Linked DNA regions of Mus musculus: region 2 is linked to region 1. A link is a contact called in ENCODE POLR2A ChIA-PET data. All regions are on one chromosome and are shown on one strand. The core of a region is the stretch at or near the end of the contact, and the rest is flanking DNA. Distances in the headings are between cores, read along the strand shown. Region 1 holds the start of Polr3h (polymerase (RNA) III (DNA directed) polypeptide H). Region 2 holds the start of Tob2 (transducer of ERBB2, 2).

What was found. ChIA-PET counts read pairs that join two places held with the same protein, here RNA polymerase II (POLR2A).
Region 2: POLR2A ChIA-PET joins it to region 1 with 45 read pairs in Patski. The contact joins the promoter of Tob2 here to the promoter of Polr3h in region 1. POLR2A ChIA-PET finds 5 or more read pairs at or near these places in 3 of 5 experiments (Patski and embryonic stem cell).

What each region holds. Positions count from the first base shown.
Region 1 is chr15:81,922,255-81,928,542 of GRCm38, reverse strand. It overlaps Polr3h (polymerase (RNA) III (DNA directed) polypeptide H), which reads left to right and starts at 2,330. Exons shown (of 6, transcript NM_030229.4): 1 at 2,330-2,757; 2 at 6,038-6,134. The coding sequence starts at 2,647.
Region 2 is chr15:81,854,473-81,860,760 of GRCm38, reverse strand. It overlaps Tob2 (transducer of ERBB2, 2), which reads left to right and starts at 2,435. Exons shown (of 2, transcript NM_020507.3): 1 at 2,435-2,825.

The DNA of each region.
Region 1 (6,288 bases), core at 1,081-3,580:
TTGCCATGGTCACCAGGGCCCAATTCCTAGGCTGTGGCGTGGGAGTTTCATGCCCTGCACCGCCGACCTGACCCGCTCCACACCCCGAAGAGCCCCAGCTCGTCTCCTCCCTCAGTCTTTCACTCAGTGACCACAATTCCGTTGCCCTTTTGTTCATTCAAATAAGCCATATTTTTAAGCCCTGGCCATCCGCCAGCCACTGATCTCGGTCCGGATGTTGTAGAGAGAACCCACACAATGGTCCGCTGCTGCAGAGGAGCTAGAGTTTGAGTTGCTTGTGTTTTTTGTAAACCACCCCACCAACCATGGAGCAAGGCACAGAATTAGTAAAGGGACCGGACTCTCTCTCTCTTTCTTTCTTTCTTTCTTTCTTTCTTTCTTTCTTTCTTTCTTTCTTTCTTTCTTTCTTTCTTTCTTTTTTTCCTTTCATCACATAAACCATAAACCAAAACTTCGTGCTAACAAATTGTTGAGCTGAATACCACAAAAGAGCACTGGACTGAATTCTGAAACCCTAGGTTCCACAGTCCACTGGCCTGGCCCCTCTCCAGCTTCCCATGCAGTTAATATCTAAGCCCTCAGGCTGTGGTTTGGCTGTTTCTGTCTCTGAGCCTAAGCTGTCCAGCTTCTCAGCGCCTAGGACCTCCTCACACTGACCAGCGTTGCTGCCTCCTGCTGCCAGCCTGTACCTCCTCCTTTCCAGAAGGCCACATAATAACCGTTCACCCAGCTGATGTGTCACTGTGTGTCATTTCCAGGATTCCATTCCCAACACCCACATGGTGGCTCACAATTCAATGGTCCTGGGGATCAGAGGTTCTCTTCTGATTCTCTCTCTCTCTCTCTCTCTCTCTCTCTCTCTCTCTCTCACACACACACACACACACACACACACACAGATGCAGGCAAAACACTTCATATACATAGAAATGTAAAACAAGTTACTTACTGATATTATGAAGATCATTGCTAATCAATTCTTACCTCTCCTGTCAATTCCCTGAAATACTTTGTTTCTAGAAAGGCACACTGTTGTCTTACATGTGTTATGAGACTGGGTTTCTCTGTGTAGCCCTGTCTGTCCTGCAGCTTGCTTTGTAGACCAGGCTGGCCTCAAATTCGAATTCAGAGAGATCCTCCTGCCTCTGCATTCTAATTGTTTGGATGAAAGGTGTGTGCCATCAACGCCCAGCCCAAAATGCCTTATTTTTTTTCTCCTCATTTTTTTTTTGGGTGGGGGAGGGAGTGTGTTCTGTATAGCCTTGACTATCTTGTACTCTCTTGGTAGACCAGGTTTGTCTTAACTCTCAGAAATTTGACAGTCTCTGCCCCTCCCAACTGCTGGGATTAAAAGTGTGCAGCAAGAAAATTTTTCTATTTTGTTTTTTTGAGACAGGATTATTCTGTTCAGTCCTGGTTGTCCAGAAACTTGCTCTGTAGACTGGGCTGGCCTCAAACTCTGAGATCCGTTTGCCTCTGCCTCCCAAGTGCTAGGATTAAAGACGTGTGTCACCATCATTGTTAGGCACCCCCCTTTTTCTTTTTAGAAAGAGTCTCAAACAAACAAAAAGTCTTTTGTACCTCAGGCTAGACTTGAATTCACTATGTAGCTGATCTGTGTTTTTTGTTTTTTGTTTCTTTTTGGTTTTTCGAGACAGAGTTTTTCTGTGTAGCCCTGGCTGTCCTGGAACTCACTCTGTAGACCAAGCTGGCCTCGAATTCAGAAATTCGCCTGCCTCTGCCTCCCAAATGCTGGGATTAAAGGCGTGCGCCAGCACTGCCCGGCCACAGGATCTCATTTGGTAACTCAGGCTGGTCTTGAACTTGCAGTGATTGTCCAGCCTCACCCTCTCTTGCGCTGGTATTACAAGCGTGAGTCTGTTTCAGCTGTTTAAGCTTTGTGTGCTGAGCTTTGGTGAGCATATCCATCAAATGCACCACTTAAAATGACATCATCCAGGAAGGCCCGGCGACCCTTTTCTGCCCACTCTCTTGGGTACTTTGTCTGGAGTAAAGACTATTTTGAACGTGTTAAATTTGTATTTTCAAAGGGTCTATCTGGCTGTTGTGCAAAAGAAAGACAATCAGGCTTGAAGTGCAGACTTGTCGCCTAGCAACCAGACTCTCTCAGGGGCCCGGGGTTGGCTTGCTTCAGGATGGGGCCCCGCCCTTTCGGCACTCTACCCCGCCCCTCTTCTCTCACTTGCGGGAGAGTGCTGGCGGCCCCGCCCACCTTCCGGCCCCGCCCCTCACGGGAGCCTCGCGAAGCTCTGCGACCCGCAGGGGCGGGCAGATGCTTCTTATTGGTCAGTTTTCCGGAAGCTGAGTTGATTTGGTTTGGCAAGCGCAGCGTTGCTGGACGCGCGTGGCTCCCGCGCGTGGTGCGGACGGAACGAGGCCAGGGTGGCATCCGGGGACGGGGAGCCGGCGCTCCTCCAAGGCTGGCGGGAGCGGGCCTCAGTTTCCTCCGGGAGACGAGCGTAGCTTCCAGAATTGGAGCCCAGGCCCTCCCGCGCAGCTCGGCTGCAGGTTTGGCTTGTCAGAGGCTGAGAAGGGACGGAGGAGGCTCGGGTCCCCCCCACCCCATCACAGCTCGCAGGCCCCCGTGCTTGGCAGCCTCTCCGGTCTCCAGAGCCCTAGCGCAGGATGTTCGTGCTGGTGGAGATGGTGGACACCGTGCGCATACCCCCGTGGCAGTTTGAGCGGAAACTCAACGATTCCATTGCTGAGGAGCTGAACAAGAAATTGGCCAACAAGGTACTGGGCCCTCGGGCTGCCCGGCAGTGTCCCTACCGGTCCCACTGCTAGTCTGGCTATCGCCTGGTTCACCCTTGGCCTTGCACACTTAACTTCATGTCGGGGTTTTTTTCCTTCGCATCCTTATAAACCAGACTTGGGTGACAACGTGTACACAAGGGAGTAAATGGGCCGGGCGAGGTAGTGCACACCCGTAATCCGAGCTTCTTGGCTATTGAGGCTTTTTGACGATCCTGTGTTCGAGGCCAGCGTGGGCAATATAGTTAGCCCTTGACTCAGACAAATTAAAAGCACCGAAGCTGCTGGCGGTAGCGCATGCCTTTAATCCCATAACTCAGGAGGCAGAAGCAGGCGGATTTCTGTGAATTCGAGGCCAGCCTGGTCTACAGAGGGAGTGCTAGAACAGCCAAGGCTACAACGGAGAAACCCTGCCTCAAAAGAAACAAAAAGCATCAGGATGCTGAACAGTGCTTGAATTTGCTTGACATTCGCGGAGTCACTGGTTCGGTTCTCAGGATTGCCAGAAAACAAAACGGAGAGAGCGTGTGTACAAAATGGGTTTGTAAAACAGAAACTGGAATATGCCTGTTTCCTCGTTCAATTACTGTGTTGTCTTGGCCAAGTCACCCTCTCTGGGCCTCGGTTTGTGTTATCTGTGTTGCCCACAGTGTGAGAGTAGAGGTGAGAGGATAAGCGTGCGGGTCTCTAGAATTGAACTCAGCTTTCAGCTTTAGAGGGAGGCAGCTGTACCGGCTGAGCCAGCTCAGTAGCCCCTTTCTTGTATTCATTTGGTTACTGTGTTTCCCTTTCTATGACTACAGGGGCCTTCTCGGACTTTCACTCTCTCCAATGGGAGACACAGGCTCTGCCCTTGTAGCCTAGTGAGAAGAAGTTGGCTTGAGAATGTCTTGTTGTAATGAGCTGGGGTAAATGCCATGAAGGACAGGCATTCACAGAGTGGGGAACAGGGGAGTGTCACCCGGGATGAAAGAGATGGGTGACTTCTGAGGAAACAGCCATTGCTCTGAGAGCTGATGGTGGGAAGACACCAAGTAATGCCTCGGACAGGCCTTTCTGTGAACTTTTCACTTTGGGACTGTGTCCAGGCTTTTGGGCCTGTCAAGCGGGTCACTACTGGAATGGATGTAGCAAAGTAGAGAGACTCTGTTTCGATGGTTGGAGTAGGTTGGGTGTAGAGCTGTGGAGGCAGTGCATTTAGCATGTGCAAAGGTCCTGAGGCAGGAGAGGCACAGAATGCTGGTGTAGCTGGAACGGAAATGTAGACGGAAGCCAGACCACAGAGCCCTGGAGGGCCTTATAGTCCAAGCTGTTCTTTACGGGTCGGTAGGATGTGATCTTCAGAGAGCCAGAAAGAAAGAGCGAGTTTGGCTTTTACAGGAGACAGGTAGTCCCTTATAGGAGACTGAGGCCCTAGGAGAAGGTACACACACAGATCTGAGGCTTGTCACATGGAGGAGGAGAGAGCTCACTGACAATCCTTTAATTTTTTTTGAGACAATCTCACTATGTAGCCTTGGCTGGCCTGGAACTTGCTATAGTCTACGTTGCCCTTCCAATCCCAGAGAACCATCTGCCTCTGCCACCCAGGTGCTAGGATTGAAGGTGCGTGTCACACCCAGTCTTAGTTGCTGCACTAGTGCTGTGAGGAAATACCATGAGCAAGGTGACAAGAGAAAGCATTTTACTGGGGGCTTACTGTTGCGGAGGTTGTCCTTCAGCATTGTGGTGGAAGCGTGCTGGCACACGTGGTGTTGGAGTAGGATCTGAGAGCTATGTCCTCCACTGCCAAGGGAGTAACGCTCGCCTGCTGTGGGTCTGTGAAACCTTAAAGCCCACTCCCACTGACACAAGAAGGCCATACCTTCTTTCTAATCTTTCTCAAGTTGTGTCCCTCTCCGATGACTTAAGCATTCACATTTATGGGCCTGTGGAGGTCACACTTAGTCAGCCATGACATCCAGGTCTGTCTGTCTGTGTCTGTCTGTCTGTCTTGTCTTTCTTTTTTTCTTTCTTTCATTACATGGATTTATTTTGAATGTGGGTGTATATACCACAGCACACATGAATAGGCCACGGCACAGCTCATAAGGAGAAAGGGGTCCTGGGATCTACCTTGACTGCTGAACCATTTTGCCAATACCATCTCCCCACATCTCATGGGACTTGAATTCACTTTACATCCACTGTGTAACCAAAGATGGCTTTGGACTTCGGATACCCCTGCCTCCCCCTCTCAGCTGCAGGGATTACAGGCAGAGATCACCATGCCCGGGTGAGGTCAGTTCACTGGATCCTGAGAGAGAAACCTCCACAGATGACGACTGCTGGGAGCTCTGCCCCAGCTCTGAAGTGCTCTAGTCCCTGAGCAGCTCTTGTGAGGGCTGTGGCTAGGGGTAATATTGGTGGTAGACATGTAGACACTGAGCCAAGTCATTTAGAACACCAGGGTGTGTTAACACCAAGCTGTGTGGGCTTCTGGTCTGCGGAAGTGCTTTGGCCACATATCCCTGTCTGTGTGTCTGAGGCGGTGTGAGAGTGATGGAGTTCTCAACACTTCCTGGCTGTGATCTGGGGCACAGACTTTGGGACACTGGGATGTGTAACTTTTTTTAAAGAAAGATTTATTTATTTATTTATTTATTATATGTAAGTACACTGTAGCTGTCATCAGACTTTGGGACACTGGGAAGTGTAACTTTTTTTAAAGAAAGATTTATTTATTTATTTATTTATTTATTATATGTAAGTACACTGTAGCTGTCATCAGACATCCCAGAAGAGGGCATCAGATTTCATTACGGATGGTTGTGAGCCACCATGTGGTTGCTGGGAATTGAACTCAGGACCTTTGGAAGAGCAGTCAGTGCTCTTAACCGCTGAGCCATCTCTCCAGTCCCCTGGGAGGTGTAACTTAAGCAGGGACAGTAAACTTGGTCATTGTGGTCTGACCCGGCCACCGGTCAACTTCATGTCCATCCTATCCACTTAACGCTCTAGCTGCTGTCTCAGATTTGAACGTGGAAAGTTGAGGCTGAGAGGCAGAGTAGTGTCCTTGCTGGTCCCGCAGGGAGGAGGCAGAGCTGGCTTGTCACTCAGGCCCTGCTCTTTCCAGAGTTCTGCATCCTGAGGTCCCTGCCACAGTCACCTCCTGCAGTCTCAGCTTATGTCCATTAGTGAGAGGGATGCGCAGAGCTTGCTTGTGACCCTGAGGGTTTCGGAGGAGCCGGGCCCTGGGGTGACTGCATGCATGTGTGCACAGGTCGTATACAACGTGGGACTCTGCATCTGTCTGTTTGATATCACCAAGCTGGAGGACGCCTATGTGTTCCCAGGGGATGGAGCATCCCACACCAAAGGTGAGTGCTTTCTCTTGGGGTTCGTTTCTCTGTAACAAAAGATGAAGCTGCCATTCGTCTTGAGGTGGTGGGAGACCTGGGCCCCAGTCCTAACTCTTCAAGGAATTGACTTCAGTGACTGGGCACTCGTGCCCTCTCTGGGCCTGAGTTTCTT
Region 2 (6,288 bases), core at 1,186-3,685, 68 kb after region 1:
TCGCTCTATTTTATCCTTTCCTATTTATAGGCTCAACCTTTCCTCAAAACTCCCATTTACTAAGGAGACAGGATTTTTTTCAGGTTTTTTGTTGTGTGTAAACCTGCCCAAGGCTGATTCAAATAAAAGCACGAATACACAGAGACTCAAGGTCTTCCACTTGTATCTGCATTTTCTTTTTTAAAATCTGTATAAGCATTTCCTTGAGATACTCTTTGTTCCAGCTCATCCTAACCTTTTTCATCATTCTGTCTTGGAATATTTCTCATTGGGAAATGCTCACCAACTAGTGTTTATAGGCTGCAATTTGGCTAATTTTTCATGATGAAAAATATAAACTGTTTTGCAAATTCAGGTATTTTTTCAGAGAGGGAGACTGACCTATTTGAAGCAGGATTCACACACAATATTGATTAATCACAAGATTTCCATGTTTTTAGAAATGAATAATCGTGTTTGTCAACGTAAGAATATTTGTTGCATTAAATCGAAAACACACAGTGGGTGGCAGAACCGGGATATAAACCCACCTATTTCTATGGCCGCCTCTAATGATAGACTACAAATACCAGCTTCCCTTGCGATACCAAAGGGTACAAACGTTTGCTTACCAGAAGCTGTATCTAAAACCCAATCAGACGTCTCTCTCTGCTTGACGGCCAATGGGAGGGCTGTTGCTAACATATCTGTTTTATTTTTAGCTTTCATCCTTGTGGGCGGTCTCATGGCATTAGATGGAACACTGGGGGTGGGGGGGTGGGGGCAGGGCTGCTAAAAGGGAAGGGTGAAGTGAAGAGGGGCATGTATGACGCTTGCTGACGCACAAGTAGTCCCAGGAGAAGCCCCCGGGCTGTCCAGCTCGGATTGTGGGGGATGGGACACACGCGCTTAGGTTTCCTCCTGCCATCCTGGCACCGCGGAGTTTGCCCTCCCGCCCGGCATTTCTCTCCTCCTGTCTAGGAAAGCGTATTTAAATCTCTATACCTCCGTTGATCTCTGCTCTTGCCTACGTGATCAAGGAAAATAAAACGCACACAGTTCGTAACTGGAAACTTTCCGATCTCACCGCCCCACGTGGGTTCGGAGACTGCCGTTGCACCGGAACCTTCAGGAACGTGAATAAAGAATAGGGGTTGGCCAGGCGTGGTGGTGCACGCCTTTAATCCCAGCACTCGGGAGACAGAGGCAGGCTGATTTCTGAGTTCGAGGCCAGCCTGGTCTACAAAGTGAGTTCCACGACAGTCAGAGCTATACAGAGAAACCCTGTCTCGAACCCCCCCCCCCAAGAAAAAAAAAAAAGAAGAAGAGGAGGGGTTGTTGAATTGGAAAATAGGCGAACTAAGGCGGGGGCTAGGGGAACTGTACACAAGGCCAGCGGTCCTCCAGCCTAGTCTGATAGTCCAGTTCTCCTAGGGTTTCAACCCGCCACAGATCCTAGACCCCCTCATCGCTGAGCCTGCACTGTCACAAAGCCACAGAGTAGAAAAAGCGTGACCAAAATCCGGGCCCGGGTGCGCCTCGCTTCGCCGCCGCCGGGTGCTGTCGGGCTTAATGAACACCCTGCTCACCTTGCCAGGGCTGGCGCTTCTTCTGCGACTATTGCTAGAAGGAGCGCGGCTCTCATGCTCTCCTGTGCGTGGGTAACCTGCTCCAGAGAGCTCGAGGACCTCAGCAGAGGGGCGGCGGTCGCGCGTGGCCAGCCCTATTATGGTGTTTGGGACCCAACTTTCCGGGCTGGGAGTGCATGACTAACCGGTGCTCCGCTCTTTTTTCTAACCCTCGATCTTCTTGCACCCTTCCCTTCCCTTCGATCTTCCACGTCCCCACCAGGAGGGCGACACTGGTAAACTCAGGTTAGCCTACACTCAGATCCAGAACCTTCCTGGAGGTGGCATCGTGCCACTGTCTCCCCAAATTCAGAATGAACAAATCGGAACCGGGGAGTTCAAGTCACGGGGACCGTCAGAACTGAAGAGTCATGCCGTCTAGGTCTTAGGGAACTTTGAGAGCTGGGGCTAGGGTTTGGAGTTCTCAGGGCCCCGGTGATGCCAGCAACAGCCACTGTGTCCCAGGCTACTTCCTAATGGCCTGTTGTGTTCCAGGTCTGTCCCTACCCTCCCCGGGGTTGGTCTACACCGGTTTAAAAAAAAAAGAAAAAAACGTACATGGCGAGCTCAGACTGCTTTGGAGTCTTAAGAGAAGAAATCCGGCGCTAAGGCGCTCAGAAGGATTCCGAGGGTGAGCAGCCCCGCTGAGGACGTGGCAGGGAGGGGTCTAGAGGAGACAAGGTGAGAAGATCGCTATTACACTTCCCGCAGAACCTGGAATCCCAACCTACGACTGGGCTGCGAGGGGTTAAAGATGCCAAGGGAGGAAAAGTAGTCCCGGCCCCGCCCCGGCTGGGCGGAGGGACGCATCACGCAGGGGTGGGGAAAGCAGATTCATGCGCAGGGTTGCTGAGGGTGAAACTTTTCATTGACTTTGCTCACTTCGGGCCCAGGCGCGGGAAGGTGCAGGTCGTTGAGACTGAGTGTCGTGGGAACCGAGAGGCCAGAAGGACAGGACCTGCCAGACGAGTACATCCAGGGCTGGCCTCCATCCACCGCGTGACGGGTGCCATCCTCGGGTCCGCCATCCCCGCGCCGTCGCCGCCGAGCTCGACCTCCAAAAACAGCGGAAAGAATCACATGAGCTCGGTCCTCGTCCCTCTCTACCCTCAAACGACGTAAAAGGACACCGTGGCCCTCAGCCTCGCGGTGCCCGGGAAGCTGGGAGAGAGACCTCCGTCCCGCGGCCTGCAGAGCGGACCCTTCGTGGAGACCCGAGTGAGTGCGCGGGCTTGCGGGCGGGGGACGCCCACACTGGTCCACTCCCCTGCTGCCCCTCTCCGGATCCGCCCCTGTTTCGCTCTCCATCACTCTCTTTGATCCTGGGGTACCTAGTTTCGAGTGCGGCCCTCTCCTAAGCGGAGAGCGTTTCCTCCTTGACCTCCTTCCCCATTTATTCACGCCTCACTCGTTATGTTTTCCTTGCCCCCCCCCCCCAGAAACCAAACTCTGGCCAGAGTTAAATAAATTATGGGAAGGGAGGGGATTCTATCTTTATTTTTCGGCTGCTTTTCACGTGTGCGGGGTGGTGATTATTAACACAGTCTGTTTCTGTCCCTTTGGAACCTGTGAGATGGGAAATTTGGACATCCCCTTCTTGGTGACAGGGCCGGTTAGTGGAGAGTGCCCTTGGGTTGCCGAGCAAGAACTCATTGCAGGTTGAGCTCTTTATATACTTGTGTAGGCGGAAAAAAAAGTACCCAAAGAGCCTGTCGGATAGTGTATTAATTGTGTCTGATCTCTTCTATTCCTAAACTTCCCCTTCTGTCTGAGGGGGATGTACTCCGCCCTTGACCAAAAATCTAAGGAGGGAAAAGGGAAAAGCCATCCCCTCCCCTGGGAGCAACCAGAACTTCACACAGCAGGCTTTGGGATCAGCAGACAGGGTTTCCGGTGCCAGTTCGGTGTCTAACCTACCCCCCCCCCCCCCATCCACCCTAACCTATCCACCCTGGCCTGGGAGTGGGTTTGGTTTCTCTTTGATTTCTTAACAACAATAAAAATCCTGTTGCTTGCCTGAGCGCCTACCCCCAATGCCTCACTTAAGCACTGGGGAAAACAGCTGGTGTGGGAGGCAGGATTAGGGAGGTTTAACACCCTGCCGGGGAGGGTTGCTGAGGATCTGGTAAGTCTGGTCCTAGGGTAGGCCTTGTAATGGGGAGGAGACTCAGACTTTCTGAATATTGGATGATGCCCGGGTTTCAGATGTACGGATTTTGCTTGCCTGCCTGGGAACCTTTCCCCATTTCCTTTACCTGGGTCTGGTTTCTCAGATTTGTATTAAAAGTGGGGTAAGGCTTGGGCACTACCGGCTTCGGGCTTTATTGTCGACCGGGTGCCTCCTCACAGCTCTACTAGGAATTTCTTTGGCTTGGCCAACAAGACTGGAGAATCGGATCTAATGCTTGCCATTCCCTTCCTGGCTGTGGAGGTGCTGGAGCAGAGCCTACTGAGTATTAGGTGAAAAGGGCTCGTTTCTTCTTGAATACACTGCTCCTACATCTACCACAGACAGCGACACTCCTTTGAGATCCAGAGGCTGGGGCCGGAGCGGTGGCTCTATCCATTCCAGCCCACCTGGTTCATCTAGGAAAAACCCCTTAGTTGCAGAGCCCTGATTCAGTAAGCTTAGGAGGTCATGAAAGAAAAGGGGAGTTATTGGAGTCTAGCCTGAACAAGGACGTGGGGAGAAAGGATACCCGGTGAGAGGCCTTATGGGCAGATTTATGCCAAACGTCTCTGGTGATGGGGGGGGGGGGGCACCCACTCGCTGCAGTGCGCATGTGCATCGGAAACTTTTCCTGGGCTTCGGACCCTTGGCCAGGACCTAGAGCGGGGCATGCGCGGTCTATCTGGCTGGGCCCTCGCGTAGTACACAGGGAAGTGTAGTGTGCTCGAAAAGTAGGTCACGAGTTTCTAGCCTCGCCAGGAGGCCAGAGGACTACGTCTCCCAGAGTGCTGAGCGGTACCGCCTTGAGTGAGGCGAGCCTGGGGCCCCTGAGATCCCTGAAGGGACCTGCCTTGGACTGTGATATGGGGTGTAAGCCCGATGCGCTCATCACTGCAAATATCCTGGAAGGGCTGCAATCTATATTGCCCGCTGGGCCGCTGCCTCCAGGATAAAAGCTAAGGACTAATCCCTGGGAAGCAAGCTGAGCCTTGCTGTCGCTGTCCACTGTGGCTGTACTTCTTGACCATGTTAAAATGCCCCCACCTACCCACATTTACCTGAAGCATGGAGATGATTGATTCTAGGATGTTGGGAATTTGAGATACCTGAATTTTTTATATGGGAGGTATAGATTCCTTTTCCTCGCCCTTTCTACAACATTGCTTCTCTCTCGCTTTCTTCCTTCCTTCCTTCCTTCCTTCCTTCCTTCCTTCCTTTCTTTCTTTGGTTATCTTTCTAGTGTTTTGTTGAAAAAAAAAAAAAAAAAAGATCCGAGTCCACTGCAGCTGCTTAACAGATCTGTTTGTTCTTTTTTGGAAGGGTAGTTATTTCTAAGCTTTCCAATCTTAACGTACTTCCATAAATATTTTATATATAAGGACTATAATTTGCCCATCACTTTCTAAAAAAACAAACTCGGCCAAATGGTTGCGCCTATCTTTAGCTGAAGACAGGACAGTAGCAGCACTTTAATCCTCTGCTCTGTAAGCTTCTCGAAGTCAAAATTAGAGTCTGAGCTGATGGAGCAGGGGATCTCATTCTACTCGCCTGGCCTTTTTGTAAGGCTCCACACTGTCCATCTGGCCTGACATGTCCTCCAGTTAGAGAGGGGAAGGAGGCGCTTTGAGTCCTTGTCTGTGCAGAACACCTCTGAGGTATAAGTGATGTGCAGACCCGGTTGCTTATGCCACGAATGCCGGTTCTCTAGGCAGGGCTGATGACAGCAATCCCATTGTAGTTTGGAGTGAGGCAGCTTTTCAGTGACTTTGGCCTACATTTAGAATGTTCCCTTTCTGAGGCTGTACTGTTCAGGGGTACAGGGGTAACTGGAAGGCAATTGTACAGCAAAACTTGAGAAAGTTTCTACATCTAGAAAGGTGTAGAAGCCCTTCCGGGTAGAATAACTAAGAGGCTCGTTTTAAGAGACTCTACAGTGCGTTTAAGACAGTATCACATTGACACTGAATCTGTTTTACTTTTCAAAAAATCCTTTAAAAATACCACTCGTAACTTCAGGCCCCTTCCAGAGACCTGATGCAAACGTTCTCCTCATGTTGGACACCTTCAGTGGACCACTGTAGTCCTTTCAAACCTCCATTTTTTTCTAACTTATTATTTTTAATTATGCACAGATCTGTGTATCTTCATATGGGTATGTGTACATGAGGGCAGGTGGCTGAGACCAGAGACATTAGATTCCCTGGAGGGAGAGTTCCAGGTTGTTGAGAGCTGCCTGGCATGAGTGCTGGCAGCCAAACTCGGGTTCTCTGGTAGAGCAGTGAATAGTCTTAACTACTAGGCCATTTCTCTAGAACCTTGAACCTTTTTTTTTTTCCTTTATATGTAAGTACACTGTAGCTGTCTTCAGACACACCAGAAGAGGGTGTCGGATCCTGTTACAGATGGTTGTGAGCCACCATGTGGTTGCTGGGAATTGAACTCAGGAAGTCTAGAAGAGCAGTCAGCGCTCTTAACCCCTGAGTCATCTCTCCAGCCCCCCCCCCTTTTTAA